Regions from separate parts of the Homo sapiens genome. Here region 1 is linked to region 2. The links are chromatin loops, found by intact Hi-C in ENCODE. Cell type or tissue: PC-9. All regions are shown on one strand.

Region 1 (2,500 bases), 120 kb before region 2:
TGGGGCTCCCCTTTCCTGCCCCTAGTTAGCTTTCCTAGGCCCAGGCCCCAAACAGGAGGACTGGCTCTGCCCCGTGTCCCCACCCCTTCTTCTTTCCCTGTTGCATCCGGCCGGTCAAGTTATTAGAAGAGGAACCTGATCACTTGCAGTGGTCCTCAGAAGAAATTCAGGCAGTGAAAGAGCTAAACCAGGCCCTCATTACAGCCCTGGCCCTCCCATCTTTAGAGAACCCATTCCACCTGTTTCTAACAGTAGACTAGGGCATGGCCCTTGGAGTGCTCACTCAAATATGGGGTGGGAAAAGGCAACCTGCTGCTTTTGTCTCCAAGCTTCTCAATCCTGTCTCTCAAGGGTAGCCCAAATGTGTGCAAACAATAGCTGCCACAGACCTGCTGGTAGAGGAGACTAGAAAGCTAACCTTTGGTGGGGCCCTAATAGTAAGCACCCCACACCTAGTCAGGAATATATTAAATCAAAGAGCTGGAAGATGGTTAACTGATTCTCGGATTCTAAAATATGAGGCTGTATTACTAGAAAAAGATGACTTGGTCGTAACAACAAATACTTGCCTGAATCCAGACAGTTTTCTAGGGAAAGGAGAGGAGAACAAAGAGACATCAGATCATAACTGCTTAGGTATCATAGAATACCAAACCAAAGTTAGACCAGACCTTAGGGAAGCTCTACTACATGATGAGATAAGGCTGTTTGTGGATGGGCTGTCTCCAGTGACAGATGGCAAGGGACATAACAGTGATGGTGTCATTGATGGAAATAAACACTCCTTATGTGAGAAAGGAAGATTACCTAATTGCTGGTTAGCCCAAACCTGTGAATTATTATGCTCTTAACCAGGCCCTAAAGCTCCTTGAAGGCCAAAAAGGCACTATATACACTGAATTTAAGTATGCCTACTTAAAATCCAAAGTGGTACACACTTTTGGAAAAATCTGGACAGAGTGGGGCCTAATAAATAGCAGGAGAAAATAATTGGTACATTTGGAACTGGCCAAACAGGTTTTAGAAAGCCTCTTGCTTCCAGCAGAGGTAGCCATAGTTCATGTAAATGGTTTTCAGAAAGGGAACACCACAGAAGCTGTAGCAAACAGGTTTGCAGCTGAAGCTGCTAAGCAAGCCTCCCTGGAGGAAGAAATTAGACTATTTAGCCTGATCCCAGACATCCCTAAGGTAGTATTAAGGCCCCAGTTTATCAGAGAGAAGAAAGAAGAATTAGACAGGATAGGGGTCACTCAAACTGAAGATGAGATGGATACTTCCCGATGGAAGAAAAATAAGTAAACCCCTGATGAGAGAGCTAACGTCTATATTACACAAAAGGAGTCATTGGGGATCCCCGACTCTGCATGATGCAACAGGGTATGGGTGTACAGGGATTTATACCCCTGCTAAACAAGTATGTGGAAGTTGCGTAACTTGTCAAAGGATAAACAAAAAGGTGATCAGAAAACAGGCCACAGGAGGAAGACCTCCCAGACTAAGACCATTTCAAAGCATTCAAGTAGATTTCACAGAAATGCCCAAAGGAGGAAGACTGATATATTTACTGGTGATCGTAGGTCACCTTTCCAGCTGGGTGGAAGCCTTTCCCCTTCCAACAGCCACTGCCAGTAATGTGGTCAAAATAATATTAGAACAGACTGTACCTAGATTTGACCTGGTAGAAAATATTGATTCAAACAATGGGAGCCACTTTATCTCAAGGGTGTTAAGGGGAATTATGGAAGGTTTACAAATTAGATGAGATTATCATACCCCTTGGCATCCCCCTTCCTCTGGAAAGGTAGAAAGAATGAATCAAACTCTCAAAAAGCATAATCACCAAACTAATCTAGAAACTAAAATACCCTGGACCAAATGTCTCCCAATAGTACTCCTTAGGATTATGACAGCCCCAAGAAAATACTTGGGATTATCCCCCTATGAGTTATTATAGGGGCACCCATATTTGGGCAGAGCTACAGATCCTCCCTACTATGGAAACCATGGATCAATGCTTAAGAAATTATATACTGGCCATATCCTCCACCCTGTCATCCCTTAGGTTAAGAGGACTTCTGACTCAAATGCCACCTCTTGAGTTCACGGTTCACCACTTCCAGCCTGGCAACTTGGTGCTGATTAAGATTTGGAAAGAAGACAAGCTCCACCCAAGCTGGGAAGGTCCCCACTAAGATAGCTGTGCAAACAGCTGAACAGGGGTGGACTCACTATCCTTGAGTCAAGGGATTGGTAAAAGAGACCCTGGAAGGGAGGGGAAAAGACCAGTGGAAAGTGCACTGAGGAACCCTTAAAGTTAACTCTGAGAAAAATCTAAAAAGAAAACATGGGTTGGCCCCATTTCTCGAAGTTAATATGGCTGGGATGGGCTACTATACAAAAAGCAGAAGGTCAAAATGGAAACTGGCAGGGGACTCCTCCCTATCCAATGAGGTTGGTAATTAGTGTAACCAAGACAGTAGCATCCCAGACTGTAAGATTT
Region 2 (2,500 bases):
TCCATCAGAACATCAGCAGCTGGCTTGTCAGGGGACTGTATAGTTCAATTCCCCTCTGTCCCCTCTCCTGGGACTACCCTGGTCCATGGATACTGGAACTTCACTTTCTGCCCCTGACACTGCCCCAGGGAGGCAGTGTCTCAGAGCTGGCCTGGCCCTCTTAACCTCCTCCCTGCCCTTTTGACAATCCCTGTCACTGCTTACCCTTGAACTCCTTCCTGCCCTCAGTACCCAGGCCTGGGGCCCTTTTCATGCCTAGGCCAGCTTCGGGTGGTGCTACATTGGGAAGTCCTGGGAGGAGGGTGCTCTAAGCCAGGAGTGTCCCAGTGAATCAGTTGACATTCTTGCTGTGGCCTCTGGTTCAGTAGCTATATGGCCTTGGCATGTTTTCTCTCTGAGCCTTGGCTTTTTCATCTGCAAAATGGAAAATAATCATCAATCTCTTGCAAAACTGCTGTAAGGGTGAAAGATGGCAATTCATGTGTGGTATCTAGCATGTGACAACTGCTGCTTGCAAGCTTTCCTTCTACCTCCTCCAGCATTATAGTGCTCTGATATAAAATGACACAACTGCTAACCTTCAGTCTGTAGATTCAGATACAGGATGTCAAACCTGAGTTTAACTCTAGCACTTAGAGTTGTTGGGGACAGCAGGCCAGATCCACTGGAGGCAGGTGGGAGTTTGAGTAATAGTCTCTTACTCAGACCTGGAGTCAGTCCAGCAGAGTCTCTTGCCCCAGGGTTCCAGGGGCCCAGACCTGTCTCTATGAGCCTATAATAGTCTAGGTTCTCTAGAGAAACAGAACTGATAAGATATCCATCTATTTATCATCTATCTATCTATCTATCTATCTATCTATCTATCTATCCATCATCTATGTATCTATCATCTGCCTATGTATCTGTCTATTATCTATCTGTCATCTATATGTCTTTCTGTCTGTCTATCTAGAGATGTATTAGAAGGCATTGGCTCATGTGGTTATGTAGGCTGAGAAGCCTCAAGCTGTGTAGTTAGCAGGCTGTAAACCCGGGAGGGCCAATGGTGCAGTTCCAGTCCAAGCCTGAATCCAAAGGCAAGAGAAGAACTGGCATGAAGAGAGTCAGGCAGAGAGGAGCTGCTTCTCTACAGGAGGGTCAGTCTTTTTGTTTAATTCAGTCCTTCAACAGATTGAATGAGGTACATTCACTTTAGGGAGGGCCATCTGCTTTACTCAGTCTATGGATTTAACTGTCAGTCATGTCCAAAAACACCCTCACAGTCACACCCAGAATATTTGACCAAATATCTGGGCACCCCATGGCCCAGTCAAGTTGACACATAAAATGGACCAGCACCAACACTCCATTATGGTGCTTTCCTGTGCCCGTCCAGTTTCTGACTGATCTCACCCTGCTTCTGGCTTAGTGTCATCTCATTCTCCTTCTGCTTCCCCATCCCCAGATCCTGCCAAGCCTTAACCTGTCTAGTGCCCTGAGGACATTTCTGAGGTGCTCTCTGCTGCCCCCATGTGGCCCCCAAAGGCAGACCTTTTTCCTTTCTCACGTATGTAAAGGCCAACAGGTTTACACAAACCCATTCATTTATACAACCACTTAGTCTTAATTTATGGGAGGCCTGCTCTGGGCTTGGCACCATTGAATTCTTAAATCAACCCGGAAAAGCCGGTGCTATTTACATTTGCCATTGAGAAAGTTGTGACTCTGTGAGGTTAGGTAAGCTAGAAAGAGCGCAACCAGGGCTCACTTCACATTGCTTTGCTATATGCCAGGTGCTGCAATGGACACTTCAAAGGTCATTGAGTGAGGCCTCAGAGAGGAGAGCCCCTCTCTGTGTCACTGAATGGGCAAGAGGAGAAGTCTGGCCTGTCCGCTGCCTGAGCCTCGGTGGCTGTGAAGCTGGGTGGGGGCCACCTGTTATATCTGGGAAGACTTAGTGTGGCCTCCTAAGGGGCTTATGTTTTGTTTGATAAATGGTTCTGGTGCTGAAAAAAAATAATTTGGAAACCACTGTTGTGAAAGATTGGGAGCCCCTGAAGAATTTTAAACAGGGAAGCAACATGATTACATTTGCATTTTAAAAAGGGAGACAAAGACAATTTAGTATAAAAATAAATCTCCTTAATCACATCATCACAGCAGAATAACTTTCCTCTGGGTGCATTCTCTCCCTGCCTTGATCACATGCGGGGGTTTTTACACAGTTGTGAACTTCACCACATTCAATTTGCATTCTTTCTCACTCAATGGTACATGTCCTCCGGTGGCCTTCCTAGTGATCCTCTGGATTGGCAGCCTGCCATGCCTTCCCAGTCTTCCTTCACTTCTTCATTCTTGTATTGTGGGGTATTCACCCAGTAGCACCATGTAAGTGATAACTACTATTATTATCATTTAAATTGCGTCTGATTTTTCTGTTTTATAAATGCCATAAAAATAAGTGTACTTGACCGCAGAGCTTTTTCAGTCCCATATGGACTTTTCTCTTGGATATATTCCT

The links. Hi-C counts contacts between places; a loop is a spot of excess contacts. Peaks named below come from ENCODE experiments on the same cell type or tissue, not always from the same donor. Only the 100,000 strongest peaks of a DNase experiment are listed, where the experiment ranks them.
Region 1: it touches region 2 in a loop (9-fold over the local background); 2 of 110 quality-filtered maps call a loop at or near these places.

The regions. Positions count from the first base shown.
Region 1 is chr10:48,331,266-48,333,765 of GRCh38, reverse strand. All of the region lies in intron 1 of MAPK8 (mitogen-activated protein kinase 8), which reads right to left. Among named protein-coding and RNA genes, the nearest start is that of MAPK8, 26 kb to the right of the region's middle. In PC-9, a CTCF peak has its summit at 1,043 (motif pointing right); DNase peaks (open chromatin) are centred at 1,055, 1,395 and 2,115; H3K4me3 peaks cover 1,320 bases; H3K27ac peaks cover 2,099 bases.
Region 2 is chr10:48,214,660-48,217,159 of GRCh38, reverse strand. All of the region lies in intron 12 of FRMPD2 (FERM and PDZ domain containing 2), which reads left to right. Among named protein-coding and RNA genes, the nearest start is that of FRMPD2, 59 kb to the left of the region's middle. In PC-9, a CTCF peak has its summit at 1,528 (motif pointing left); a DNase peak (open chromatin) is centred at 1,499.